2 separate regions of the Homo sapiens genome follow, and region 1 is linked to region 2. Evidence: read pairs that join two places in POLR2A ChIA-PET (ENCODE). Cell type or tissue: MCF 10A. All regions are shown on one strand. Each heading gives the region's core, and the rest is flanking DNA. Links, peaks and the distances in the headings are about the cores only. Region 1 overlaps PRORP (protein only RNase P catalytic subunit). Region 2 overlaps PRORP (protein only RNase P catalytic subunit).

What was found. Peaks named below come from ENCODE experiments on the same cell type or tissue, not always from the same donor. Only the 100,000 strongest peaks of a DNase experiment are listed, where the experiment ranks them.
Region 1: POLR2A ChIA-PET joins it to region 2 with 6 read pairs; 2 of 35 experiments call an interaction of 5 or more read pairs at or near these places.

Annotation. Positions count from the first base shown.
Region 1 is chr14:35,225,598-35,239,416 of GRCh38, forward strand. All of the region lies in intron 5 of PRORP (protein only RNase P catalytic subunit), which reads left to right. The region is part of intron 5 of PRORP-PSMA6 (PRORP-PSMA6 readthrough); the gene reads left to right. It also overlaps the pseudogene RPL7AP3. Among named protein-coding and RNA genes, the nearest start is that of PSMA6, 60 kb to the right of the region's middle. In MCF 10A, for the core only: no CTCF peak of the experiment used is centred there; a DNase peak (open chromatin) is centred at 8,624.
Region 2 is chr14:35,151,916-35,169,346 of GRCh38, forward strand. The region is part of intron 4 of PRORP (protein only RNase P catalytic subunit); the gene reads left to right. The region is part of intron 4 of PRORP-PSMA6 (PRORP-PSMA6 readthrough); the gene reads left to right. It also overlaps the pseudogene SEPTIN7P1. Among named protein-coding and RNA genes, the nearest start is that of PRORP, 38 kb to the left of the region's middle. RefSeq lists enhancers at 970-1,471, 8,028-8,322. In MCF 10A, for the core only: no CTCF peak of the experiment used is centred there; DNase peaks (open chromatin) are centred at 4,286 and 8,236.

The DNA of each region.
Region 1 (13,819 bases), core at 4,818-12,817, 75 kb after region 2:
TGGCCTCCCAAAGTGCTGGGATTACAGGCATGAGCCACCGCGCCTGGCCCACTTGGTGTATTTTAAAATGTGTTTATGCTTTCTTTTTTGGTAGCCATGACATCTCCCTGGCAACTGTACAACCTGTCTAATCTATAAATTATAGTGAAGAGTAGAAAACAGCTTAGGGCTGGGCACAGTGGCTCACACCTGTAAGCCCAGCACTTTGTGAGGCCAAGACAGGCAGATTGCTTGAGCTTAGGAGTTCAAGACCAGCCTGGGCAACATAACGAAACCCCATCTTTAAAAAATAAAATAAAATAAATAAACAAATGAGAAAAGAGCTTAAGAAGCATAGCTCCTAAATCACTTGCCTCTAGCCTAACCAAAGCTGTAACTCTAAGTTTTCACTAGACTTCTGGTGACCTAGTGATACCTGTTATTACTCTCATAAAACCACCAGCTTAAGTATGTATATTTTACTATAGTTGGTATAGATTCTAGCTTTCCTAGTCTGTGAAATATTTAACAAAGACCCTCTGTTGTTAATATTTGTGCCATGATGTTTCTCAAATTAACTATTTGGTGTTAGCCATGTAAGCTTTCAAATACAAACATTCAATATTCATTAAATCTTTAACTCCTCATCATGTGCCAGGCTCTGTGCTAGATACTATGACAGATGCAAAGATGAATAAAATGTAGTCCCTTCCTTTGTTTAGGGGTTTATAATCCCACAGATACCTAAATCATTAATATGTAGAATATTTACAAGGGCTGTAAGAAATGTTTAGGCAAAGAGCTAAAACATCCACAGGCTAAGGAAAACTACTTTTAGCTAAGGAGGGATCAAATAATTATGTGGAAATTGGCATTTAATCTGGATCTTGGCAGGTTAGACTTTGATAATCAGATTTGGAGAGTGGAAAAGGGGCTGACTCCACTGTTCAGACAACAACGCTGTTTAGACAGCACCACATAATAAAGTAGTACTTTGGAGATAGGCAGTGATGGGTTGGGGGGAGTAATAAATATTGCCTAACTTTGTTCTATTACCAAACTTGTGGCAACTTTACTGTGACGAGATTTGAGGAGAAAGATAAAATTTAATACCCAATTGAAAATAGATGGTTAAACAAACAAGCAAAAATTATTATTATTATTTCATTATTTTTTGAGACACGATCTCTCTGTATCATCCAGGCTGGAGTGCAGTGGTGCAATCATGGCTCACTGCAGCCTCAAACTCCCAGGCTCAGGTGATCCTCCCACTTCAGCCTCCCAAGTAACTGGGCCTAGAGACATGCACTAACACACCTGGCTAATTTTTGTATATTTTGAAGAGACAGGGTTTCACCATGTTCCCCATGGCTAGTCTTGAACTCCTAAGCTCAAGCGATCCACCCGCCTCTGTCTCCCAAAGTTCTGGGATACAGGCGTGAGCCACCGTGCCTGGCCCCAAGAAAAATTCTTACCGTCCTTGTGATATTGGTGGATTTTGGTTATCTCTAAAATCAGATTTCTTCCTTTTGATTATAAGAAACAGTTTTAATGGATTCCACTTATTTTCCTTAAAAGTTATGTTAGCCAGGCGCGGTGGCTCATGCCTGTAATCCCAGCACTTTGGGAGGCCGAGGTGGGTGGATCACGAGGTCAGGAGATGAAGACCATCCTGGCCAACATGGTGAAACCCCGTCTCTACTAAAAATACAAAAAATTTAGTCGGGCGTGGTGGCAGGCGCCTGTAGTCCCAGCTACTTGGGAGGCTGAGGCAGGAGAATGGCGAGAACGTGGGAGGCAGAGCTTGCAGTGAGCTGAGATCGCACCACTGCACTCCAGCCTGGGTGACAGAGCGAGACTCTGTCTCAAAAAAAAAAAAGTTATGTTATGACAATACAACACATTGGCATAATGTCCCCTTAGAAGCATGGAAATCATCTGTGCTTTCCTTCATTCAGGTTTCTCCAGCTTGCACCTATAAATCTGAACCAGTCCTTTAGCTTTTAATGTTCTTCTTCCTCTTCCATCCTGGTCTATCCTTACATAAGAGAACTCCCACCAAAAATATCCTTACTTCTCCCAGGGACTCTCTACTTCTCAGAGAGTCCCAGTTTATATCTTACAGCAAAATGAAATAAATAGGAATTTGGGCATATTTTAAACTTTTTTTAAAATTTTAGTTTAAAATTATAATTTTTTTCTTTATTGTTCACAGTTAAGTAACAAGTAATTTTTTTTTGCACAAGCCCGCAGAAATACGTAACAGGTAATTTAAAGACTTAAATCAGCCGGGCGCAGTGGCTCATGCCTGTAATCCCAGCACTTTGGGAGGCCGAGGTCGGTGGATCACAAGGTCAGGAGTTCGAGACCAGCCTGGCCAATATGGTGAAATCCCATCTTTACTAAAAATACAAAAATTAGCCGGGCGTGGTGGCACACGCCTGTAGTCCCAGCTACTTGGGAGGCTGAGGCAGAAGAATCGCTTGAACCCAGGAAGTGGAGGTTGCAGTGAGCCAAGATCGCGCCACTGCACTCCAGCCTGGGCGATAGAGCAAGACTCCGTCTCAAAATAAATAAATAAATGAAGACTTAAAATCATAAGTGCTAGCTTTACAATATTAATTTTTAAAAGATAATAGCCAGCCATTGAGCATTATTGCCTTCCCTTGTGTGTGAAAAAAGAAAACATAACATGTAACTCTGAATAAATATAGAGTTAAAAAAATAATTTCAACTTCTGTTTTAGATTCTGGGGCTACATGTACAGATTTGTTACACAGATATATTGCACGATGCTGAGGTTTGGATTACGAATGATCCCCTCACCCAGGTAGTGAACATAGTACCCAATAGTTAGTGTTTTCAACCCTTGCCTTCCTCCCTCCATCTCCCCGCTAGTAGTCCCAGTGTCCGTTGTTGCCATCTTTATATCCATGAGTACCCAATGTTTATCTCATACTTGTAAGTGAGAACATGCAGTATTTAGCTTTCTGTTCCTGTGTTAATTTGCATAGGATAATCGCCTCCGGCTGCATCCATGTTGCTGCGAAGGACATGATTTTGTTCTTTTCTGTGGCCACATAGTATTCCATGGTGCATATGTACCACATTTTCTTTATCCAGTCCACCATTGATGGGCATCTAGGTTGAGTCCATGTCTCTGCTATTGTGAATAATGTTGCGATGAACATATGAGTGCATGTGTCTTTTTGGTAAAATGATTTTATTTTTAATATATACCCAGTAATGGGATTGCTGGGTTGAATGGTAGTTCTAAGTTATTTGAAAAATCTCCAAACTGCTTTCCATGGTGACTGAACCAATCTATATTCCCACCAACAGTGTATGAGCCTTCCCTTTTCTCCACAGCCTTGCCAGCATCTGTTTTTTACTTTTTAACAATATCCATTCTGACTGGTATGAGATGGGATCTCATTATGGTTTTGATTTATAGTTCTCTGATGATTAGCGATATTGAGCATTTTTTCATGTTTGTTGTCCACTTGTATGTCTTCTTTTGAGAAGTGTCTATTCATGTCTTTTGCCCACTTTGTAATGGGACTATTTGTTTTTTGCTTATTAAATTGCTTAAGCTCCTTATAGATTCCTGGATATTAGATTTTTGTTGGATGCGTAGTTTGCGATTATTTTCTCCTATTTGTAGGTTATCTATTTCTTCTGTTAATAGTTTCTTTTGTTGTGCAGAAGCTCTTTAGTTTAATTAGGTCCCACTTGTTGATTTTTGTTTTTATTGCAGTTGCTTTTGAGGACTTAGTCATAAATTCTTTCTGAAGGCCGACGTCCAGAATGGTGTTTACTAGGTTTTCTTTTAGGATTTCTATAGTTTGAGGTTTTATGTTTAAATCTTTAATCCATCTTGACTTAATTTTTGTATATGGTGAAAGGTAAAGGTCCAGTTTCATTCTCCTGCTATGACTGGCCAGCTATCCCGGCACCATTTATTGAATAGGGAGTCTTTTCCCCATTAATGCTGGTATTTTAAAAGGGCATGAAGATGTTGGCCTATAGTATGCCAACCTTTTCATTTCAGTTACTCCCCACCCCTCATAAAATACTTTGTTTACATTATGCCCTGTAGATGGCAGTACTTATATGAAAAATGTAAGTTTAGAAAGAGCTTTGAGAATGATTAGCAGGTGGGGTCTTTAATGAGAAAGGCTTAATTGACATGTTCTTTGTCAATTTTTTTCATTCACTGGATTTTTTTCAAACAATCACAAGCTTTCTTTATCACTCATGATGTTTCCATTGAGTTTTCTTTCACCATCGCCTGACCTCCCTAGACCCCACTTTTGTTTCAGAAATCACATGTTACACAATCATTTTCTCTTTAGAGGGCAGTGATTAGAAACTAGTTGATTACATATATGATAGGATCCTGTGTAAACTTCTGGGTACATATTTTTTTTCTCAAGAAGCTCGAGTGCCAGCCAGATGTCATTACTGTAAATTCTTTTTTTTTTTTTTTTTTTTGAGACCAAGTATCACTCTGTGGCCCAGGCTGGAGTGCAGTGGTGCAATCTCTGCTCACTGCAACCTCTGCCTCCCAGGTTCAAGCAATTCTCCTGCCTCAGCCTCTCTAGTGGCTGGGATTACAGGTATGCGCCATAACTCCTGGCTCATTTTTGTATTTTTAGTAGAAACGGGTTTCGCCATGTTGCCCAGGCTGGTCTCTAACTCCTGGACTCAAGCAATCCACCCGCCTTGGCCTCCCAAGGTATTGGGATTACAGGCGTGAGCCACCACGCCCAACCCATTACTGTAAATTCTGATAGAGATGGGGAAAGCAGTATCACATAGCTTTCAAATATGATTTCATTACAAATCTACAGTTATAGGGTCAATCAAGTATATCTTTGAGCGGGAGAAAGTAACTCATTCAGGAATATGAAAAGCTGTCTTGTTCTCCCTAAACATTGGGGATTTTGACTGTGGGATTCATTTAGTAAGTATTCATCGAGTACTTATATGTTAGGCACTGTGCTGGGTAGGTATCCTGCATTACAATTATGAAAGGACATAGTCCGTACTCTCAGATATGCCTTTTCAAGTTAGTGAAACCTGGTGATTCTTGTGAAAGAGGTATGTGGAAGATACGGTAAAAGCACAGAATAGGAATAGATGGTTATGGCAGATATTACCAATTAATTACAACACACTTTTCTTCCAAGTCTGCTGGTCTCAAACTCCTCCACAACACTTGAGAAGCTGGTATTGTTCAATCAAAGAAGACATGCAAGAAGCCTGTTGCCTAAACATGGCATGGTGGGAGTAGTGCCTAAGATACTACTGAGAAATGTTATGCAGTATGCCACCAACTGTGTAAAGACAGGAAAAGAGAACACACACACACACACACACACACACACACACACACACACACTTGCTTGTTGATGTCTAGTCTCTAGAAGGCTACTGAAGAAATGGATAATACTGGTTGCCTCTCGGGAGAACAGCTAGGTGGCTGGGGGATGGAGTGGGAGAGAAACTTTTTATTGAATATCATTTGGTTTCTTTTGGAGTTTGAGCCATGTGAATTTATTACCCATACAAAAATGAAGTTCAAGGTTTACTACCTTACATCACATTACCATGTCTGAGGAGAATATATACCAGTTGTCTTTTATTTGGTGGGTTTTTTAATCTACTAAACTCCTAATCATATACTAAATAGAATAAAAGTATTGCCAAGGATCATTTAAGTATCTTGTAACACTTTTTGTTTTGGTTATGGGAAATTACCAGTTTTTATTTTTCACGCTTCTCAACTAGTATATCCTGATAAACCTTGAGTGGCTGAGAGTGGAAGTGGTTCCTCCCACAAAAGCCAACTATAGATTTTTTTTTATGTACAGCAAAGAGCTATGTGTTTTTGTATTTGTTTGGCTTTGTTGTTTTAATGGAAATTATACATGAGCTATGCCAGATAATCCTGGCAGAAAACAGATTGTGAACAGAAAACATATGGTTAGTAAGTCCATTTGCATTGCTCAGAATTTAGAGCAAATTAACATATTTCCTTGTTGAGATGAATTGGAGTAGTCATAGTAGGACAGATAGAGGCGCCAACTCTCTTGAAATAAATTTTTATAGCTGAAATTTAAAAATACTGGGAATGTGAAAGGAAAGTCCTTAGAATCAGCCATACCCCAGGGGTCCTTAGAAATTTGATATGTGTTTATGGATCACGTAAAGATGATGTTGAGGGTTGTAAAGTATAGGTTTATTCAATCTAAGGAACTTTAGGTCTAGTTGAAACCTGATAAATAAAACAGAATGAAAGTCACATATACACAAGGAATTGCATAAGTTATGAACTTTATTATATACATGCATACTTGCTAAAGCACAATATATAGTCAGTAGACATCAAATGGCTGGTTAATCTTTATGAACTCTGTTTCTGTTAATTGGATAAGAAAAACAGCTTATACCATGGTAGCATATAACAGTTTACAGATCACTTCTGCAGTGTTTATCTCACTTAATCATAGGTTCAAGATTTTATTAATATTTGGGGAGATGGTTTATATCATAATGAAAATCATATCTTTTATTCTGACTTCCATCCCCCTGTTTGGTATGGCCATGCAGATTTTTTTTTTTTTTCATTTTGGAGTTTTTTTGAGACAGGGTCTCACTTTGTCACCCAGGCTGGAGTGCAGTGACACAAACATAGCTTACTGCAGCCTCAGACTCCTGGCCTCAAGCAGTCCTCTCACCTCAGCTTCCCAAGTAGCTGGGATTATAGGCATGCGCCACCATGCCTAGCTAATGTAAAAAAAAAAAATTTTTGTAGAGATGGGGTCTCACTGTGTTGCCCAGGTTAGTTTCTAACTCCTGGCCTCAAGCAGTTCTCCTGCCTCAACCCATGTAGAAGTTTTTGATAGAAAAACAGCAATTATGTAAACTTTTCTTGACATACTTAGCCTGCCAATTAAGAAGAAAACCTCCATCTCTGCTAACGTGGTGTTTCCACCCCTTTTTATTACTTAATTTTTGCTTGGCCCATAGTAAGTCCTTGCCAGAGCATGGTAAAATCTGGCAACGTCCCAAACTGTTTCTACCATTCCTTCTCCTTCCTCTTTTTTTTTGAGACAGAATCTTTCTTCGTTGCCAGGCTGGAGTGCAGTGGCATGATCTTGGCTCACTGCAACCTCCACCTCCCAGGTTCAAGTGATTCTCCTGCCTCAGCCTCCTGAGTAGCTGGGACTACAGATGCATGCCACCACGACCGGCTAATTTTTTTGTATTTTTAGTAGAGGCGGGGTTTCACCATGTTAGCCAGGATGGTCTTGGTCTCCTGACCTCATGATCTGCCCGCCTCAGCCTACCAAAGTGCTGGGATTGCAGGCATGAGCCACTGCGCCCAGCCCTCCTTCCTCTTTTACAACAGGTAGGAGTTCCATTCCAAGGTTCTGGATTTTTGGACTCATTCTCTTAATCTCTTTCAGTTTTAAGAAATCCATCTCTCTTCTGTGCTCTCAAACTTCAGTTTCCCCTTTTCTTTTCATTCGTCAACCCATTCGGCAAATACTTATTGATCATCATAAGCATCAGGCCCTGTTTTTTGCGCCAGGGATACACCAATGAATTAAGTAGAGAAAACTCCCTTCACTCATGGAGCTAACATTGTTTCTGATAGGTACTTACCATCGGCTACGGCATTGCATAACTCTAGAGTATTATTTTTCTACATCTCTCTTCCTAATAAATATATGAATTGTAACTTTGTCTCTAGAATTGTTGTAGAGACAATGAATATTGCCTCTAGAGTTGTTCAGTGCACAGCCAGCTTAGTTCTATACAGTAGTCTTATCTACTGTGCTTAATTAGGATGTCTGTCAAAACTAATTTCCTATAGTAAAATCAGTCAGCTTCCACATTCTAACAATTGCCAACGTGCAATCCCTTCGTTTAAGAAAAGCATGCAGTCCTCTCCATGGTGCAAGGGTGGAAGAGGATTTTGTGGAGAAATCATCCTTTGTATTTCCTCAGATTACCTGTGTTAGGCCACCCTAAAATTTGCTTGTTGCTTCTTTCTTTACCTTCTACAGTATTGAAGGATTTTTTTCCTTTGTCTTTGAGTAGTTCTCTAATTTTTTTCGTTTCCTTTTTTTTTCCCTGCACAGAAAAACTATGTTCACATTTCTTTTCCCTTACAATGATCACAGCATGTGTTTTTCCTGAGCTCTGCAGTGGTTCTTCCACCTTGATTTATGTTCAGTAAATGTGCAATTGGTAAGAAGTCTGTGCTCTGCATTTTGAAGGCAAAGTTACAATTCATATATTTATTAGGAAGAGAGATGTAGAAAAATAATACCATTAGATTCCATTATAATATTTTCTTGCTTCGTGACTCTGCTCAGTCCTCTTAAGTTTGTTAAAGCTCAGGCTTTCCTTATGATCAAAATATGGATCTGAAAAACACTTATTAATACTACTTACTCTACTCCCTTATATAGAAAATAACTTTGAATTTGTCTAAGAAATCATGTCAAGACGCATCTTTCAATGAAATGTGTGCTCGAAGAGAGTAATTCTTTGTGCATGTAGGGTTGGAAAAGGTGAGAAGTATGTTTACTTGCACGTCATTGTAGTTGAAATCAGATGGAAAGGTTTAGAGATTGTGCAATTAGGGAATGTTTTCTACCCACAGATTCTGTAGCCGTGTGTTTCACATTCATTAACAATTAGGCCCAAGGATACTTGGATTCGCATCTGCTTTGGAAACTATTTTTTCCAAATACTGTGTTTCCTAGATCTTTACTGAAATGATCAACATTAGGTATGAACTGCACCAACTTTCCTCTTTAAGATAGCTTTGTTTGTCCTTTGATCTTTTCTGTCCATGTTCAGCCTCTTAAAACCATCTCTGCTGCAAATGTCATTTATATGATGCAGTAAGACACTCTTTCAAATAATTTTTGGATGTATGCTAATCATATATGAGACACAAAGGCTCCTACGCCCCTAGCCTTACTTCCCTCTTGGCACTTTTACTTACTTCATTTTTTTTTAGACTTCAAATGTGATTAACTCTCTCAAATCCTTTCTTTCCTCTTTCAACTGTTGTTCCTTTTTTTTTTTTTTTTTTAAGAGTAAGGGTCTCACTGTGTCACCCAGTTTGGAGTGCAGTGGTGTGATCATAGCTTACTGTAGCCTCTGAACTCCTGGGCTCAAGTAATCCTCCCACCCAGCTCCCAGAGTAGCTGAGACTGCAAGCACACACCACCATGCCCAACTAATTTTTTTTTTAATGTTTTTGTAGAGACAGAATCTCGCTTTGTTTCCCAGGCTGGTCTCAAACTCCTGGCTTCAAGTGATCCTCCCACCTTGGCCTCCCAAAGTGCTGGGATTACAGGCATGAGCCACCACACCTGTTCCCTATTTTTAATATCTTATAACTGAATGCTTTAATCCTGCAACTTAAGATACATCTTCACTGCTTAATTGAAATGGCACTCTTTCAATGTTACCAGTAACCTCCAAGGGGAAATGGAAGCTAATATTTTTTGAAGGAAAATTTGTATTATTTTAATTATTTTTATGTACAGAAAACTCAACAGTGTACATTTAACTCAGTTTAGTGGAAAGTTCTTTAGCCTTTGCCTTTTCGAGCTTGGTGATGCGAGCCACAGACTTGGGACCCAGGACATTGCCTCCCTAGTGATGGCGGATTTCATCATATCTGTCATTGTAATTGGTCCTGATAGCTTCCACCAGCTTAGCCAAAGTGTCTTTGTCTTCCGAGTTAACCTGTGTAAAGTTGACAGTGGTGCAGGTCTTCCTGTGGACTAGATGTCCCAGTCTTGCCTTCCCCTTGATAATGCAGTAAGGGACCCCCATTTTATGACACAAGGCAAGCAGGAAGACAACTAGCTTGATGGGATCCACTTCATGTGCAGTCACCACCAGCTGAGCCTTCTTGTTCTCCTCCAAGGTGGTGATGGTGTTAACTCCTGCTCGAAGGACAGGTGGTCTTTTAGTGGGGACGTCCCCTTTGCCAGCAGCTTTCTTCTTGGCCTGGACAAACAGCCTCTGCTTCTTCTCTTGGGAAGCTAATATTTTTTAGTACCTTCTGTAGACCAAGCAAAAGTTGCCAATGCTAGACACTTGTATATGGAGTACCTCATTTAATTCTTACAGCTGTTATTGGTATTACCTCCTTAAGAATGTGGAAACTAGCCAGGCGTGGTGGCTCATGCCTGTGATCCCAGCATTTTGGGAGGCCGAGGTGGTGGATTGCTTGAGCTCAGGATTTTGAGACCAGCCTGGGCAAGGTGACAAAACCCATCTCTACCAAAAAAACAAACAAAAAAACACCACAAAAAACAGAAAACAAAAAATTAGCCAGGCAGAGTGATACACACATATAGTCCCAGCTACTGGGGAGGCTGAGGTGGGAGGACATCTTGAGCCCAGGAGGCGGAGGTTGCATTGAGCCGAGATTGTGCCACTGCACTCCAACCTGGGCAACACAGCAAGACCCCATCTCCAAAAAAAAAAAAAAAAAAAAAAGCATAAGGAAACTAAGACCCAGAAAAGGTTAAGTAACTTGTCTCATAGCTAGTAAATGGCAAAGTAACAGGATTAGACATGTCTCATTCCAAATTCCTTGTTCTTTCCCGTGTAACACACTGTTCTTTATATTTTAACCTACTGATCTATTTATCTGTTTTCTTGAAATACCATGGTAGACTCTTTGAGACATGCTTTTCTGATTCTCTTGGATCTCCATTGCTTTAATCACTAACTCATAAATAGCTAGCTTGCTCTAGTTTCTGTCCTCCTCATCTAAACCTCTCAAAAGACTGGTATACAATTCTTTTCTTGCTACCCATTTGCTCCCTAACCCCTAAGCCCACTGAAGTCTGGCTTAGTCTCCATCATTGCATTGAAAATGCTCTCCCTCAGGACAGCAGTAACTTCCTAATTGCCAGTTTTGATGAACATATTTTAGTCTTTATCACTCTTTTTCTGCATTTAATACTTTATAGATTCCTTTCTTCTTGAAATTGTCTATGTCTTTGAATTCTGTGACTTCACATTCTTATCCTTCTCATTACACTCTCTGACCATTCCTTGTTCTCTCTTGTTTTTGAACTTCCCTTCCTTCTCTTACTCCTTAAATGTTGGTGTTCTCTGATGTTCTATCTCTGCATCTTTACCTTAGACAGGTACTTGAAACTAAATACTGTATGTCCAAAACTGAACTTGCCATCTTCCTGCCAGACATCTACACCAATAGGTGGTACCAAATGTTCACCAAGTCTTGCCAATTTTACCTCCTAATTATTTCTCTCTCTCTCTCATCTTCTTTCTTTCTCTCTCTTTCTCCTTCTTTCTTTCATTTTTCTTTTCTTTCTTTTCTTTCCTTTCTTCCTCCCTCCCTCCTTCCCTCCTTCACTCCTTCCTTCCCTCCTTCTCTTCCTTCCTTCTCTTCCTTCCTTTCCTTCCCTTCCTTCCTTTCCTTCCTTCCTTCCTTCTCTCTCTCTCTCTCTTTCTCTCTCTCGACAGAGTCTTGCTCTGTCACCCAGGCTACAGTGCAGTGGCGCCATCACAGCTCACTGCAGCCTTGACCTCCTAGGCTGAAATGATCCTCCTGCCTCTGCATCCTGAGTAGCTGGGACCACAGACGTGCGCCACCACATCCAACTAATTTTTAAATTTTTCGTAGAGACAAAGTCTCCCTATGTTGCCCAGGCGGATCTCAAACTCCCAGACTCAAGCGATCCTCCCACCTAGACCTCCCAAAGTGCTGGGGTTACAGGCATCAACCACTATGCCCAGCTCTGTTTCTCAAATCCATTCTTTTCTCTTCTTCTTTTACCATATCTTTCTCATCAGATCCTTGTTAGTACCTGCTTAAATCCCTATCATAGCCTCCTAACTGGTTTCTCATCTTCAGTTTTGTTTCTTTCAAATCTATCCTCTTCCACAGGCAAAAATGACCATGTAACTTAAATCAATTTACAGTTAATGTTTTGACTAGGGAGATATCTGAATATATTAAAATATTTATAGTTCCCCTTTCCAATTTTGCCTTTTCACCTTCTTAAACTTCTATTTTTTATTTGAGACAGCGTCTTGCTCTGTTGCCCAGACTGGAGTACAGTGGTGCTATCTCGGCTCACTGCAACCTCTGCCTCCCGGGTACAAGAGATTCTCCTGCCTCAGCCTCCGCTGGGACTACAGGCGTATGCCACCAAGCCCGGCTAATTTTTTTTGTATTTCTAGTAGAGACGGGGTTTCACTGTGTTAGCCAGGATGGTCTTGATCTCCTGACCTTGTGCTCCACCCACCTCGGCCTCCCAAAGTGCTGGGATTACAGGCATGAGCCACCGTGCCTGGCCTTAAATTTTTAAATTAGATATAATATCTGTTCATTAAGTCAAACAAACAAAACTCTAAATACAGTGCACATAGCCATTCTAAGTTAACACATCTTTTTTTTTTTTCTCTGCGTTTTATGTGAAGGGCCAGAAACCAAACACTGTATTAAAGGTGGGCACTGTGCTTAAACAATCCTATGAAGAAATTAGATTCTCATTTTACAAATGAGAAAACTGAGGTGCAATTAAGTCACTTCCCTGAATCGTTAATAAAAGTAACAGATTCAGAATTGAAATGCCAATCTGACACCAAAGTCTGTGGTCTTTTACCGTGCCGCACTATCATGCCCTGTGGTATGCATTTGTAATTCCCAAACCCACATATCTAGACCGCCCCTCACTGGGTAGTTCTCTGGATTTGTTTACACCTGTAGGTTTGGACAGCCTACCAATGCCAGAAATTAGGATTTGGAGGATGAGTATGTATAGGAAAATGACACAAAGAAAGCCAGGTTGTAGGAAAGTTAACCTGGCAATGTCACAGGAGAAACAGCATTGAAAGACCAACCAAAAGACCTAATGACATCTTGAACTAAAGTGATGACAGTGGAATCTAAAAAAGAGGAAAAGAATGTGCTTAAAGGAATGAAAGTCTAGGACTTTGGGAAAAATATGTCAACTCTGTTGTCATTAAACCTCTTAATTCTCTTAAAATCTTAACCTTTTTAAGATTAAGATTCATTAAGTGAAACAAACAAAACTCTTTAAATACAGTGCACATAGCCATTCTAAGTTAACACGTCTTTTTTTCTCTGCATTTTATCTGAAGGGCCAGAAACCAAATACTCTTATTAAAGCTGGACACTGTGCTTAAGCAGTCCTATGAAGTAAGGCATATCAAAGCTTTTTTAAGGCATCACAAGGCTATATATAAATGTATGACATTGTGCTTTTACAGCCTAACAATAACAACACGTAGTCTTTTACAGCTTATAGAGTCCTTTCATTAATATTAAGTGATTTGATCCTCACACATCCCTATGGACTAAGTGTTGTATTTTTCTTACTTTACATATAAGGAAACTGGCTTAAAAGGCTGTGACTTGCCCAGAGGTAACAGCTCTCAAAACACTACACTAGGCCAGGTGTGGTGGTGGCTCACGGCTATAATCCTAGCACTTTAGGAGGCGAGGCGGGCGGATCTCTTGAGGTCAGGAGTTCAAAACCAGCCTGGCCAACATGGTGAAACCCCGTCTCTACTAAAAATACAAAAAAATTAGCCAGGTGTGGTGGCAGGTGCCTGTAATCCCAGCGACTTGGGAGGCTGAGGCAGGAAAACCCAGAGGCGGAGGTTGCAATGAGCCAAGATTGCAACACCGCACTCCAGCCTGGGTGACAGAGTAAGACTCCGTCTCAAGAAAAAAAAAAAAAAAACAAACTACACTAAATCCACTTCCTATGCTTTCTCCAGAGATGTCTGCTTC
Region 2 (17,431 bases), core at 3,874-11,873:
TTTTTTTTGTTAATCCATCTTTTTTTTTTTTTTTTTATTGATCATTCTTGGGTGTTTCTCGCAGAGGGGGATTTGGCAGGGTCATAGGACAATAGTGGAGGGAAGGTCAGCAGATAAACAAGTGAACAAAGGTCTCCGGTTTTCCTAGGCAGAGGACCCTGCGGCCCTCCGCAGTGTCTGTGTCCCTGGGTACTTGAGATTAGGGAGTGGTGATGACTCTCAACGAGCATGCTGCCTTCAAGCATCTGTTTAACAAAGCACATCTTGCACCGCCCTTAATCCATTCAACCCTGAGTGGACACAGCACATGTTTCAGAGAGCACAGGGTTGGGGATAAGGTCATAGATCAACAGCATCCCAAGGCAGAAGAATTTTTCTTAGTACAGAACAAAATGAAGTCTCCCATGTCTGCTTCTTTCTACACAGACACAGCAACAATCTGATTTCTCTATCTTTTCCCCACCTTTCCCCCTTTTCTATTCCACAAAACCGCCATCATCATCATGGCCCGTTCTCAATGAGCTGTTGGGTACACCTCCCAGACGGGATGGTGGCCGGGCAGAGGGGCTCCTCACTTCCCAGAAGGGGCGGCCAGGCAGAGGTGCCTCCCACCTCCCGGATGGGGCAGCGGCCGGGTGGAGGCGCCCCCCACCTCCCTCCCGGACGGGGCGGCTGGCCGGGCGGGGGCTGACCCCCCCACCTCCGCCTCCCTCCCAGACAGGGCGGCTGCCTGGCGGAGACGCTCCTCACTTCCCAGACGGGGCGGCTGCCGGGCGGAGGGGCTCCTCACTTCTCAGACGGGTCGGCCGGGCAGAGACGCTCCTCACCTCCCAGACGGGGTGGCGGCCGGGCAGAGGCGCTCCTCACATCCCAGACGGGGAGGCGGAGCAGAGGCGCTCCCCACATCTCAGACGGTGGGCGGCCGGACAGAGACTATCCTCATTTCCTAGACGGGATGGCGGCTGGGAAGAGGCGCTCCTCACTTCCCAGACTGGGCAGCCGGGCAGAGGGGCTCCTCGCATCCCAGACGATGGGCGGCCAGGCAGAGACGCTCCTCACTTCCCAGACGGGGTGGCGGCCGGGCAGAGGCTGTAATCTCGGCACTTTGGGAGGCCAAGGCAGGCGGCTGGGAGGTGGAGGTTGTAGCTAGCCGAGATCACGCCACTGCACTCCAGCCTGGGCAACATTGAGCACTGAGTGAGCGAGACTCCGTCTCAATCCCGGCACCTCGGGAGGCCGAGGCTGGCGGATCACTCGCGGTTAGGAGTTGGAGACCAGCCCGGCCAACACAGCGAAACCCCGTCTCCACCAAAAAAATACAAAAACCAGTCAGGCGTGGCGGTGCGCGCCTGCAATTGTAGGCACTTGGGAGGCTAAGGCAGGAGAATCAGGCAGGGAGGTTGCAGTGAGCCGAGATGGCAGCAGTACAGTCCAGCTTCAGCTCCGCATCAGAGGGAGACGGTGGAAAGAGAGGGAGAGGGAGACCGTGGGGAGAGAGGGATCTCTAATTTTTGTGACAATCCTACAAGGAAGGCAGCCTCCCCTTTTTTGCTAAACCTCAGAGAGGTTAAGTGACTTGCCAAGCAAGGTTTGTAAGTAACAGAATTAAGATTTGAATGCACATCTGTCTGATTCCCAAATATGAGTTCTATTCATTAAGCTTCCCTGTGTTCATAATGAAAGGGTCACTGAGAAGTTTAATAAGATAGTGTTCAGTGTTCTTCATTTGATGAAGGAAACTGTATACTATATTTCTGACAACAGTTTCCATCTTGGATTATCTTGACTTTAAAAGATTAAAACGAAATAAAATTGGTTGTTTAAAGGAACATGCCTCAGTTATCTGGAACATTTTGGTATATGTAGAGTGCATTATTCCCCCAAACTGCAAAGTAGAAGGGAGTATTATTTGTGTTCTTAGAGAAATTTAAGAGGTCCTCACTCAAGTACTAATTCTGTTTCTTAACTAATTTTAACTTGCTTTTTAAAAAGCAAATGTTTATATAAGGGTTATTATAAGCTAGTCACTGTTATGAGTACTTTATAAATATTAACTAACTTAACATATATCTTTATAATAACCTTGGAAAAGTTACTTCAGCACTTTCGTTCTTTTTCCTGGTCTTTAAACAGAGACAGTTGGACCAGATGATCTCCAAAGCCCACTCCAGCTCTGCAATGTTAAGGCTTTCTAACTAACACATAACACATAGTTATGTGTTAAGAAAAGTTAGATAAGGTCAGCTTTTCCTAGTGGGAACAGAGATGAGAGTGGAGCCCCAAAGACAGTGCACAGTAGAACAGGAAGTTGTGATTTAGGTGAATTAAAAGTGCAGAGTCTGTATGTAGCACAGTGTCAGTTTGGGAGGGAAGGAAGGCAGCATCAAATCGTTGTTGAGGTTTTGATGATGTGAAGCTCTTTAGTCTACCTTTCTCCTTTCCTTAATATCTAAAGGGAGAAATTCCAAGTTGTTATGTCTTGAGCAGAGCACATGACACCTCCTTATTAACCAGCACTACTTTTTAGCTATAGGTTGAAATTTGGCTCGTGGTTCTTCAAGATTTTAAGAAATAGTAAATAGGAGAGTTAAGGATTTGGTATGTGAAAATATCAAACCTGAATCTAGATGCATGAATCTGATCAAGCATCTAGAGCTCACTACTAATTTACTGGAAATACAGGGGGCAGAGGAATATGTTAAATTACACCTCAAGGGTACAATTACCAAATACCATCTGTGGGAAACTGCAAGACAACCCAGTTTCTTCCAATAAATGAATTGCCAAAAAAAAAAAAAAGAGATGGAGCAATGATCTATAGATAAAAGCAATTTGAGATAAAGCAACCATTTGCAGTGTATGGATCATATTGGGCCCTTAGTTCCTGATTTGAACAATCAGAGGAATCTGAACACCAGTTATTGGAGTTATTAAGACATTTTTGTTGATTTTTATTTAGGGTTAATAATGCTAGTGAGTTAAAACTCTTTTTTTTTTGAGGCAGGGTCTCAATCTGTTACCCAGGCTGGAGTGCAGTGGCACAATCACAGCTCACCACAGCCTCAACCTCCCGGGCTCAGGTGATCATCCCACCTCAGCCTCCTGAGTAGCTAGGACTACAGGTGCCTGCCACCACATCAGCTAAGTTTTGTACTTTTTGTAGAGAGGGGGTTTCACCATGTTGCCCAGGCTGGTCTCGAACTCGTGGGCTCAAGTGATTTCCCATTTTGGCCTCCCAAAGTGCTGGGATTACAGGCGTGAGCCACCATGCCTGACCCAAACTCTTTAGATTCAGAGCTAAACACTGAAATATTTATGGATTAAATGATGTGATGTCTGAGATATGCTTCAAAAATAACTGGGAAATAGGGGATGGAATAGATGGAGTTATATATGAAACAAGATTGGTCATGAGATGATAAAGCTAGTTTATGGGTTCATGGGGATTTATTATACTATTCTGTCTACTTTTATATATGTTTAAGATTTTCATCTTGAAAATCTTTTTTTATAAGCTAACAAAGGGCCAGCTGTGGTGGCTCACAACTGTAATCCCAGCACTTCGGGAAGCTGAGGTGGGAGGATTGCTTGAGCCCAGGAGTTTAAGACAAGCCTGGGCAACATAGCGAGACCTGGTGTCTATTTAAAAAAAAAAAAAAAAAAAAAAGCTGACAAATACACATATGCTTTCAGGATAGAAGTTATGAAAAGGGAGATTATAAAACAGTGCTTTCTTAGTGATTTTCATGCAGAAGCAACATCTTCCTAATCTTCCTATAGTAAAGATTTCCTCAAGTAAACATATTATATATTCATTATAATATAAATAGTATATATTCATTAGAAAGGATATAAACAGTTCAGAAATACCACTATAGAGAATGAAAGTCCCCTTCTTAAAGCAAATTATACTTTTTAAATGCTGAAAATTGTCATGTCATTTGCACGTTTCTTTTTCCATTTTTGAAACGCACAAGATAAAATTTCTTAATAGAGTAGAACAACTAATTTAGATTCAGAGTCAATTCTATAAAGGTTTCCTACTGTACTGCATTGTTTTTGCTTTGCAAAGAGGTTATTAACATTTTTTTTCTGGGTTAGGGGAGGAGTTTGAAAAAATCCTGTACAAGTTAATCCATTGTGTGGTAAAAGCTATAGCTGAAGAGGCAATGTGGAATACTCCAGTGTGCACAACCCCTGCTTTTATCATAGGTGGCAACTGCAGATTAATTCTGGTGTGGTTAGGCATTTCACAAAGGGAAATATGAACCTGAGAGCCTATGTCCCCAACAGTGCTAACTGGGAGATGTGGAGTGTGGGGATTTCCACTCTTTGTTAATAAGATCTCCGGCACATTTCCTCTTTGCTTTTGCATTTTCCTTGGTTATGAAGCAGCTGCAGAGAAGTAAAATGTGATTTCCTGTGTTTAAAAGAGTGCTGGCTTTTCTTTCAGAGACTTAAAATTGGAAGGGTGGAATGCATATGGATTGAGCTACCTACAGGGCTAATTTAAACATAGGTGTTTTATTTTTGTTTTTGTTTTTGTTTTTGTAATGAGTTCACTGCATTTGTGCCAGGAATATTTTTGTTCAGATGTTTTGAATTAGCAGATAACTCAGGTTGTCTCAAAAGCAGGCTTCTCTCTAGGCTGATCACTGCTTTAACAGTGTGATTCTTTGCAAGCTGACTGAAAAACCACTAATGGCAAAAGTGCATTCTGTCATATCAATAAAAATACTGTAGTTCCTTTGCAGATTCATGCAGTATAAATGCTTATCTTGATTATTTAACCTGTAAAATTCTCCAAAATGAGAAAAATAGGCAGAGGGTGTTTTTCAAGAAAATATGATAAGGCCATATCAAGGTACAGTGTCCCCAGATACAATGTCAGTGGGAAATGAAAAGAACTTATTCGCAGAGTAGATGCTTAGGAATCATTAGACTTAGGTGAAAGTTCCTATCATAAATTAATACCTTTTTTTGTAGTCGTTGTCAATATTTCTTGCCCTAATAATGGTAGTTCATTTTTTTCTTTTTTCTTTTCTTTTTTTTTTTTTTGAGACGGAATCTTGCTCTGTCGCCCAGGCGGGAGTGCAGTGGCTCCATCTCGGCTCACTGCAAGCTCCGTCTCCTGGGTTCACGCCATTCTCCTGCCTCAGCCTACCAAATAGCTGGGACTACAGGCGCCCGCCACCACGCCCAGCTAATTTTTTTTATTTTTAGTAGAGATGGGGTTTCACTATGTTAGCCAGGATAGTCTCAATCTCCTGACCTCGTGATCCTCCCGCCTCGGCCTCTCAAAGTGCTGGGATTACAGGCGTGAGCCACCGCGCCCGGACGTTCATTTTTTTCAAAATATACTTAGGAGCCTATCCTAAACATGGGCCAGACCTGTGGATATTTTTGGATGTGGTTTCTTCCCAAGTCATTCACCATTGTGTTGATGGTACAAGGCTTCTCCACTTACAATCAGAGAAACGTCAGATGACTATTAGTAAACAAGAACTGATTATTAAGTACCAGATTAGCAGAGCTGGATGATCAGATCCAAACCACAGCATTCATTGTTCCTGTAAACTATGTGATCAGTGAAGCTAAACTTGTGTTTAAAACCCAGGCACCCGCTGCCACACCCAGCTAATTTTTGTATTTTTAGTAGAGAGAGGGTTTCAGCATGTTGGCCAGGCTGGTCTCGAACTCCTGACCTCAAGTGATCTGCCTGCCTTGGCCTCCCAAAGTGCTGGGATTACAGTGTGAGCCACGGTGCCTGGCCTGTTACTTTCTATTAATAAGTACACAACACCCTAAACAATTCAAGGCATCTTAATCTCCATTAAGAACAACAACAAAATAATTTTTGTCATGCTGTTAAATCTATCACTATGGATAAAACTGGTGCAAATTGGTCAAATGGATCCAACAAACACTGATGTCCAAGTTGGGATATTCGTAACTATTAATAATACGTAACTATTGATCAATAGTTTAAAAGATCTCTTTATTCTTTTTCTTTTTGAAGGTTCTCAAAGAGTTTTGTTCTGAAATATGTTGTTGAGCTTCCCAGTTTGCATCCTCATCCTCAAACTGATGTTGTTTCTTCTCTAATTCTTTGTGTTATGCTTCTTTTTCATTTGCTCATGGCACTGCCATTGGAGCTCAACTTCAGAGTCCTTCAGTTTTTGAACTTTTTTTTTTTACCTTCATTTCAAACACCTGCTCCATTTCCAGCTCCGTCTTCTTCATTTTAGCTACATGCTCCCTTCTTTCTTCTTCCATTTGTGCCAGAAGGCTCTTAGTAAGCCCTTATTTGTTATCAACTCCATTATAAGTCACAACTGCCAGTTTTCTCCTTTCATAGTGGGCATTTAGTAACATCTTTCAAATCGTGCATATGTGTTATCAACATATTTCTTAGAATTGTAAAAACAATGTTCACCATTTTCAACTTTACCAACACCCCAAGGATACTGCCTTCCCCTAACCCTTTTGCCATTAAGTTCAATGATATAGTATTACTACCTACCTAAGCAAGAGGTAAATGGTCCTTCTTCTTTTTAACAAGCTTGTTGTCTTCTTCACCTGTTTCTGGAAATTTATATATTTTAAGTTCTTAGATTTCTTTCATTATCTGTTTTAAAGTTATTATCTGGTTTAATTCCATGTCCTGAAGGAGCAGTGAAGTATAAACCCGGCACCCTGTTATCAGGCATCTGAAATCTGTTCACTTGTGATTCTGCATTTAGGTAGTCCACAGATTTACTATCAATGTAGTTGATGACGAGCTGCCAGCAATTACTATTATCTACTGCATCTCCAAATCCTATTTGGTATCAACTATTGTGAGCAGCAACTTAACACTACCTTCCTTGATTAAAACTTTGGATTGTTCCTCCTGTACAGTCTTTTTAGTAATAATTCTATGAGAAAGACTTGGATATTCTGGAGAATGCAAATCTATGAGGAATCATGAGTTGATTAATGTTGTCTTTCCTGGATTTCCCACCACCGTAAGTGTGAATTCAAACGTTCTCTTCACTGATTCTCTGGATACTTGATTTGGGAGATTGGCAAATCCCACACATTTCCATCATTCCAGTCGTCCAGATTCCAACAGAAGAAATCCACAGAAGAACCACGGTGCTGCTGTTGACGCTCCTCTCCTAATCAGCAGTGGATCTCGCACTCCAGGTCATTCTTTTCAAAACACTGATGTAATCCTATTACTCCCCTGCCTCAAAACCTTCAGCAGTTTCCCATTCCTGCCCTGCAAGTAATTCCTCCAGTTTGGTCGCAGCCTACTTTTCAGGCCTCATTGCTTGCCACTCTCCTCTACAGACACGTGCGTCAGCCAGTGCCAGCTAATTAGTGGCTCTAGACTGCTTTGTGTTTTCTTCCTCTTCTTTTTCCCCTCATCTAAAATATACTTCTACCTCCAAATCCTGTTTTTCCTTCGTGACTATCTCAGTCCCTTTTCTGTCACACAACCTTTTTTGACCCCTGTAGTCTGCATTTATCTTTTCTTCCTTTGAACTTGTAGCATTTATTAACCCTGGCACACATCTGGCTATTGATCCTATACTATGTGTTCTTTTTTTAGTGTTGTTTAGTTTTTCATATCAGTATCTATTGTTATTTCAACCAGATTAGAAACTCTGAGGGACAGGACACCCTTTTTCCTATTTTCCACAATGCTTGGCATCCAGTAGGTGTGTAATAAATACAGTTATTTATACATTAAATAATCCAGTGCTTACATTTATTATGTCATAGCTACCATTTCAGTTAATCTTTACAATAACTTTGAGGGAATGAGTATTTTCTCTCCTTGACAAATGAGGAAACTGAGGCTCAGAAAAGTTCGGTAACTTGCTGAAACCACACAGGTTAAGTGATGAAGTCAGGATTCAGACCCACATCTTTGGACTCAGTAACACTTGCTGTTTAACCATACTGGTAATTCTGCCTCCTTATGAGACTGGTGTATGTTTTCTGAGGATGGGAAATTACCTAACACTTAGCTTACTATTATTTGCTTGATAATGGCAGAAGAAAAGGTGTGCAAACCTGGATTCGTAGTGATTCCTAGCAGGAATAATGAAACAGATTCAAACTGTGCCAAAGTTCACAGGAAAATAGAATTTCCCTTAATCTCGTTGATTACTGGTGGAATGACTCATCTTCCAGTTGTACGTTGCTCTTGAGTTACTCAGATATTTGTATAAGTTAGACAGCGGAGGGAAAACCACTGATGAGATGTACAAGACACGTCATTTGAGCTGATGAATGTTCCTGGGATATCCCCAAGATTTCTACCTGAGTATTCCTGCCTGTCCTATTTACTGTTGGACTCTTTCACCTTTTGGTTTTCTTTCAGAGTAAAATCACTTCCCATTTCCTTTCTGCTTTCCACTTGGATAACTTTCACAGGCTACTCTGTTACTACTGCAGTGCACAAAGATTTACTGTCTACATATTTAACATTAGTCAGATTTACTGTTGAATTTATGCACTAGAAATTTCAGGAATTTAAATTTTTCCTTTTTCATTCTCTTCTCTGCTTCCGATTTTTTTCACTAAAAGAGGACAAAAATTGCCCAAACTATTTTCTTTTTTTAAAAAATTAGCAATAGAATTGAGTATAGATGGTAGTAAATTCTGCTTCATTTCTGTGGGAACATTGAAAACTTGATGGCTTCTGCAAGTGACTGATAAATTGTTTCTGCTTTATAAAGAAAGGAAACAGCTCATTCAACTCAATGAAGTCATTAGTAAACTGGGAATTAGAAATAAAGATTCTGTATTTTTTTGTTGTCATTAATTTGGTCTTTCTGTCTGCATCTGTTTTCTCACAAGTTTGTTTTGAGGATAGATCAGAAGACATATGCACATTGTAAAGCATAAAGTAATCCTTAAGGATGCACTACAGGCAATCCTCAGCCAAAAAACATGATTTATGAACCATGCATACATGCATACTACAAAGGGATCGATCTTACCTCAGTCTAGTGCCCTTTGAAGGCGACAAGCTAAATGGTCTTTTTGGCCCCTGAATCAGAATACCTGGAAACAACTGAAATGTAGACATATTTTTCTTATACATGTGGAAGCAGTTAGGTTATGGGTCCTTTCAGGGATTCATCTACTCTACTGCCATGTGAAGACCGGAGCCCATTTCTCAGTCAGGAACAGGAAGCAGGCAAAGTTACTTTCCTGGTATCCAGTGTTAAAACCCAAAGAGTTATAAATGTTGACAAACTATTGGTAAAACTTGTGGTATTATTATTTACCTAAAGCACATACAGGGGCTTTTATAGTATAGACTTTTTACAGTCAAATCATTTAATTTTCTTGAGTCCTTACAATAGCCCTTCGAAGTATGTGTTAATAACCCCACTTTATTCCTGAGGAACGTAAGGCCCAGAGAAGTGAAGCGATTTGATCGGTGAAGGGGCTTAAATTTTCTACACATTTCCTTCCAAGGACGAAGGGAAGTTAGACACTGTGTTGGCACTTTAGAGCAGATTCTGGGTTAGGTGTGAAGCAGAGGGGATTTCCAGGGTGTGTAAGCATGGACAAACTCCTTGAATGAAAGCAGAATTTTTTCTTTTTTTAAAGTAGTTAACAGCATTTTGGGGTTTGCAGGACTCAGGCTGTGTTACTGCCTTTTTTATTTTTTGGCCTGATTTGTTTCTTTCTAATTTGGGAGCAAGATTTTATAATTAAAAATATATTGCCTTTTGCCCTTTCTTTGAGCTATTCTCCATAAATCTGTAAGAATATGATATGAAAAGGAAGAAGAGTGGGATTAAAAATAATATAGCTGATTCTGTCTAGAAATTTAATTTCTAAACTATCTTTACCTGAGTTAGATCTATTTCTCCAAAGATCAGTCAAGATTTAAGAAATAACTTTAAACTTGTAAGTAAATTCTTTTCTATCTGGAATTTACAGGATAATGTATTAATACTTGGAAATGATACCTAACTGCTAGGGAGCATGCATCTTTAGCTCATGATTCTAGATGATTGAGAATTTTTTAGGGAAACTTTTTCAGTCCTTCATCTAGTTGATAGTGGGCTATCATTTTATATTTCTAGATTGAAAAATAGGTTATCTTCTTTCTCCTTCCTCTCTCTCCTCTTCCCCTTCTCTTTTTTCTTCTTTCTAGCTGTATGGAATGACCATAATTTAATTATTCATTGAGTCTCCTATTAACGAGTATTTAACTTGTTTCAAATCTTTCACTATTACAAAAGTGTCACAGTGAATCATCTTACACATTTGTAATTTCTCACATATTCCAAGATAGATATAAGATAGATTCCCACAAATTGAATTGCTAGCACAATGGAGACATATTAATTTTGATTGGCCTTCATGGAAATTTTAACAGTATATACTGTGATCAGCAAAATATGAGAATTCTTTCTCCGCACCTTGAAGATTCAGTGTGTTATCAAACATTTTGATCTTTGCCTATATGAAGTAAAAAAATAAAATTGCAGTATAGGATTAATTTACAATTTTCTTGGAGTGTGGTGGAGCATATTTTCATAGGTTTAAGAGGCACTTATATTTATTTTCTGCAAACTGCTCCTGTCTTGTCTGTTTTTTGAGTTATTGACTGTTTTCATATTAATTTTAGGAGCTCTTTATTTGAAAAATCATCTGTGATTTAAATTACAATTTTTGAGGCTTATTTTTTTTCTCTATGTATACTTTAAAATATTCGAATTTGTCAGACTTTCCTTTTATGGCTCCTGGGTTTCATATTTAGAAAGATTTTTTCTGTTGCAAGGTTATTGAAAAGCCAACAAACACAAAAAACTTCCTTTTGCTCCCTTCACTTTTGTTGTTTTTCTCTAAATTTTTCATCCATTTGGAATTTTTTTCTGATGTGAGGTATAGTTCCAACTTAATTTCCTCCCCAGCTAATTAGCCAATTGTGTCAACATCATTTAACAACCCATATTTTACCCCACTAGGGATAAAGCGGGATGTTACTTTTAGCATATACCAAATTCTTCATATAAATATTTAGGTCTCTTTTTGGACTTTCTGTTCTGATTCACTAATCTGCATTCCTAACAGTATGACACTATTTTGATTATTGTAGTTTTATGATATATCTAATATCTATTAGAGCTAATTTTTATAACTTGGGTTCTGGCACTTTCTTTAATAAACTTACCAGAGGTAAATATTATAGGCCTCTGATAAAATGTATTAATAATGCTCCCTGGGGCAAAATCATGTTTTATATATGTGACAGAGTCCTATTACCCGTGGCTTTTAAGCGTTTTTTAACACAACACAGATACAATATACATTTTATGTAATAATACATTTATAAATGAAAAAAAATGTATACATAAAAAAATTATGTACTCTTGCTGTATTTGTTGCACTCTATTTTAGTTCTGTTTATTTCTCCCTGAAATGCTGGTTGCAACTGTATTAAATTGATCTCATGACCTAGTAAGGTGTTGTGACCTGCAGTTAAAAAAACACCTTATTATTTGATGTTGTAATCATAGCCATTCTAACTGGTTTGAGATGGCATCTTATTGTGCTTTTAATCTGCATTTCTCTGATGATTAGTGATATTGAGCATTTTTTCATATGTTTATTAGCCACTTGTATGCCTTCTTTTGAGAAGTGTCTGTTCATGTCTTTTGCCTGTTTTTTAATGGGGTTATTTGTTTTTTGCTTGTTGAATTAAGTTCCTTGTAGATTCTGGATATTAGACCATTGTTGGATGCAGTTTGTAAATATTTTCTCCTATTCCGTAAGTTGTCTGTTTACTTTAATAGTTTCTTTTGCTATACAGAGGCTCTTTAGTTTAATTAGTTAATTAATTAGGTCCCACTTGTCAATTTTTGTTTTTGTTGCAATTGCTCTTGGGGACTTAACCAAAAATTCTTTGCCAAGGCTGATGTCAAGAAGGGTATTTCCTAGGTTTTCTTCTAGGATTTTTATAGTTTGAGGGTATACATTTAAATCTTTAATCCATCTTGAGTTAATTTTGATATGTGGTGAAAGGTAAGGGTCCAGTTTCATTTTGCTACATATAACTAGCCAGTTATCTGAGCACCATTTATTGAATAGGAATTCCTTTCCCCATTGCTTGTTTTTGTTGGCCTTGTCGAAAATCAGTTGTATGTGAGTGTGCAGCTTTATTTCTGAGTTTTCCATTCTGTTCCATTGGTCTCTATATCTGTTTTTGTACCAGTATGAGGCTGCAGAGAAAAGGGAATGCTTATACACTGTTGATGGGATGTAAATTAGTTCAGCCACTGTGGAAAGCAGCTTGGAGATTTCTCAAATAACTTAAAACAGAGCAACCATTTAACTCAGGAATCCACTGCTGGGTGTATACCCAAAGGGAAATGGATCATTATACCAAAAAGACACATCCACTCATATGTGCATTGCTGCGCTACTCACAATAGCAAAGACGTGGAATCAACCTAGTGCCAATCAGTGGTGGACTGGATAAAGAAAATGTGGTACTATACACCATGGAATGCTATGCAACCATAAAAAAGAACAAAGTCATGTCCTTCACAGCAACATGGATGGAGCCGGACGCCATAATCCTAAGCAAATTAATTCAGTAAGAGAAAAGCAGATACTGCAAGTTCTTACTTATAAATGGGAGCTAAACATTGAGCATACATGGACATAAACATGGGAACAACAGACACTGCAGACTGCTAGAGGGGGTGGGGTATGGGTTGAAAAGCTACCTACTGGGTACTGTGTTCACTACCTGGGTACAGTATACCCATGTAACGAACCTCTACATGGATCTGCTGTATCTGAAATAAAAGTTGAAATACTGAAATAAATAAAAATAAGGAAAAAAGAAAAATCCTTCATTAGACATATCCAGGTGAAATTCCATTAGTCCTTATTAGTCTCTTTTGGGGAGGGAGTAGGGGAGTGGGAGTGATGTATCTCCTTAAATAAAATAGGGAGACCACATCAAAGAAAGTAGGATTTCCCAGCCAAAAAAAACTCATGAAGGACGTTTGCAAAGTTTCTCTCCCATTGTTTGCAGGTACCTTGCAGGGAAGGGCAGCAGTCTTGATTGGCACGCCTTGCTTAAGAATACAGGCCACACTATTAAAATGTACCGTATAGGAAGAAGGAAATAACTATTATAGTGCATGTGCCAAGAGGTTTAGGCCCCGTGTGTAAACTACTCCATGATCCTTAAACATAGTTGTTTTGATGTCTTCTGGCTTTTGGGATTTCTAGCTTGAATTTCTTAGTTTTGAGATGGGGTCTTACTACGTTGCCCAGGCTGACCTGGAACTCCTGGGCTCTGGCAATCTTCCTGCCTCAGCCTCCTGAGTAGCTGGGGTCCAGCTTGATTTCTGTTGCTCTGAGGGATAGTACAAGAGAATGAACTTCTGGGTTTTGAACCCCAAGTTCACCATTTACTAGTTAGGTGATCTGCTTAACTTTTCTATGCTTTATTCTCCTAATCTGTTAAGTGGGAAAAATGATAATATCTACCTCATACCATTGTTACAGCAATAAGAAAGTATATGTAAAGCACTTAGAATTTTTGTTTCTTAATAGCATTGTGATCTACATGGCACATGGAAAGCACTATGTAAGTTTATGATATTATTTATTTGACTTGGAAGTGTGTAGGATTTTTTTCTTTAATCTCACAATTAAACATTTTGTGAGGAGACGATTAGGTGATTTTTTTCATTTTTCCCAGAGTCTCATGTCATGTGCCCTTTAAAATGTAAGGTTTTTTTTTTGGAGACAGAGTCTTGCTCTGTTGCCCAGGCTGGAGTGCAGTGGCATGATCTTGGTTCACTGCAACCTTCGCCTCCTGGGTTTAAGCAATTCTCCTGCCTCAGCCTCCTGAATAGTTGGGATTACAGGCACCTGCCACTACGCCCAGCTAATTTTTGTATTTTTTGTAGAGACAAGGTTTCACCATGTTGGCCAGGCTGGTCTTGAACTCCTGGCCTCAATGGATCTACCCACCTCAGCCTCCCAAAGTGCTGGGATTACAGGCATGAGCCAGTGTACCTGGCCAAAAAGTAGGTATTTTTTAATCTCGGGGAAGTTATATTTTTTTTAAAAAAAAGATTCTTCTTCTTTTTGTTTTGATTTATTCCTTGAGAACACCCTTCTGAGGCTTAAAAGTTGGATCTCTGTTCTCTGTCCCTTATATCCATAATGTTCTTTTTCTTAACATTCTTTTTCTTCTTTTCTTCTGCACTGAAGTAGAATTTCTCAAAATTTGTGCTGCATTTCATGAAATACATGTTCTAGTATATTAGTTCTAATCTTTACTGCTTTCAAAGCATATTTAAATTCTGCTGTTGCATTTTTTTTCATTTCTATTTTATTTTTGGATCTCTTTGCATCTCTTGCTATTCTCTCCTTAAAGCTTATTGCTCTTTCTTCATAGATGCAACCGAATTTGTCCTCTTCTTTGAGGGATCCAGGCAGAGGTCTTCTAAATTGTATTTGAGTTTCAGAACATGCTTTTATCTGAATCTTTTTTTTTTTTTTTTTTTTGAGATGGAGTCTCGCTCTGTCGCCAGGCTGGAGTGCAGTGGTGTAATCTAGGCTCACTGCAACCTCTGCCTCCTGGATTCAAGCGATTCTCCTGCCTCAGCCTCCCAAGTAGCTGGGACTACAGGCGCGTGCCACCACGCCCAGCTAATTTTTTTGGTATTTTTAGTAGAGACAGGGTTTCACCATGTTGAGCAGGATGGTCTTGATCTCTTGACCTTGTGATCTGCCCTCCTCGGCCTCCCAAAGTGCTGGGATTACAGGTGTGAGCCACTGTGCCTGGCCTATCTGAATCTTTAAGGCAAAGCTCCTAACGTATCTTTCATTGGCCTGTGATAGACTTTTTCACCCTATTGAATTATCCTTGAGAGAAGAGATCCATTAATGCTCAGCATATGCCATTAGGTAGATGGGCAGAGTGTACTTACCCCTTCATTGTCCCTTCGGATGCTGGCAGTTTCCACCTTTTGGATCTAGACTCATCAGGATATTACTCCAGTTTATCTGGTAAGCTGCATGAAGATGGGGCATTTTTCCTCTCTGGCTTCTCAAGTCAGATGCCATTTATAATTCTTCTCTGAACAGCTTATGAAAGATTATTCCTTGGTGTCATGTGCTTGTCTTATCTTACTTTCAGTCCCGTTACCTGCTTATACCACTTCTCTTTAGATGATAAAGTGTTCAAAGATGCTGTATTTGCCTAACTCTCCTGCCTTGAAGGTTAATTATTTTATTAGGATAGAAGAAAACAGCTAACGGACCACCTGGATTGAGTGGTAAAGTAAACTTGCTTGAGAGATGTTTGACATGCGGTAAGGAGACCATCACTGTTTTTTCTGTTTATTGCAGCCTTTTTTCTTAAAATTGAGTTAAAGTATTTTTTCTGCTTTACTTTGAGTCACCTCTACTCTTTTTTGTCTCCAAAGCTGGAGAAATGCGATAAGATAGTTTGTCTCAATAAATTACCATTGATTACTATTGGTCATTTGGTTAGGAGAACTCTCCCAAACATCTCTTCTCTTTAGTTTACAGTACTGTTGCCAGTTTAAAATTTCTCTAGCCTCCATGTTAGTTGTTAGCTTACAATGATACTTTTTAGCCACGTGGCTTCATTTTCCCCTAGCTACATTAAGGCAGTCATGTTAATGTTCTTATTTAGGATCTATTTGGCTTCCATGGTTTAAAGAATGCACAGGAAGTAATTAGATACAGAGATGGATTTTTTATTTTTGTTCGCATGTTAAGAGCACTGCTTCCAACCAAAAGAGCTGGTATTCCCCTGTTTTTCCACATCTGCTATGACTAAAGCCAGTTGCTTTAATACCGAATTCACAAAGACCTTTCTCACTTAATGTCCTACTCTAGCAAATAAGAAGAAATAAGTGGAAAACAATAATGCATACTCAAAACTTTGCATAAAAAGTAGTGATCGTCACATGTTAACTATATCCATGTGCTGCAGACACCAGATAATATTTTCTAAGGATTAGAAGAAAAGGAGTATTAAAGCAACTGGCTTTAACACATTTTTCCCCCATTCATTCATTAGTTAATAGACACTTGAATTGTTTTCGGTTTTTGGCAATTAGGAATAAAGCCACTGTTAACATTCACATATAAGTCTTTGTGTGGGTGTGTATTTTCTTACTTCTTCTGTGAATACTCATAAATGGGACTGCTCAGTTATATGATAAATATATGTTTAACTTTGTAAGAAACTGCTGAATTATTTTCCAAAGTGGTTGTACCATCCCGCATTCCCATCAGCAATGTTTGGAAATTCCAGTTGCTCCACATACTTGTTATGGGTCAGTCTTTTTAATTTCGGCCATTCTAGTGGGTGTATAATGATTTCTTGCTATGGTTTTAAATTTGCGTTTTCCTAAAGACTAATGATGTTGAGTATTTTATAATAGTTATTGGACCAAAGGGAGTTCTTCATCTTTGTAACATTGATATAATAAGATTATTTAATTGCTAGTTGATACTCAGGTTTTGTCACTTGTCCCAATAATGTCCATAACAAGCTTTTCCTTCCTCTAGATCCAAACTATGACCACACATTGGGTTTAGTTGTCATGTTTCTTTGGTTTCTTTTAATCTCAGTTTTCTTTGTCTTTCTTAGACCTCAACTTAAAAAAAAATAATAAAAAAGCATAGGCCTATTATTTTGTAACATGTCTGTCAATTTGGGTTTATCTGATATTTCCTTATGATAAGATTCAGGTTGGTATTTTTGGCAAGAATGTTACAGAAATTATCTTATAACCTTTTCAAGGGCATTGTATCAAGGACCCCCGTATGTGACTATTAGTGATGACTTTGTATGTTGCCCAAGAAATTTATGCCTATTCTAATGTTGCTAATAATTTTCCTGTTTTCTTCTAGAATTTTCATAGTTTCGGCTTTTAAGTTTATGAACTATTTAGAAATATTTTGTGTGTGTGATGTGAAATAGGGATTGAGGTTCATTCATTTTTTTTTCAACTTTTTGCCTTATTAGCTTTTCCTATTTCTTTGATTTCTGCTTATTATTATTCTACTTTCTTTGAAATTTAATTTGCTCTTCTTTTTCTACCTTTTTAAGTTGAAAACTTAGGTCAATGTTTTATGACCTTTCTTTCTTTTTTTTTTATATAAGTATTTAAAGCTATGTATTTCCTGCTAAGTACTAGTATACTGCATCCCATGAATTTTGATATGTAATTTTTATTATCACTTAGTTCAAAATATTTCCTAATTCCCTTTGTAATTTTTTTGACCCTTGGGTTATTGAGAACTGTATTTAGGAATACTTGGGGCTTTTATAGATATTTTACTGCTAGTGGTTTTTTGTTTAAGTGTGTGTCTGTGTGTATATGTGTGTGTATGTGTGTATCAG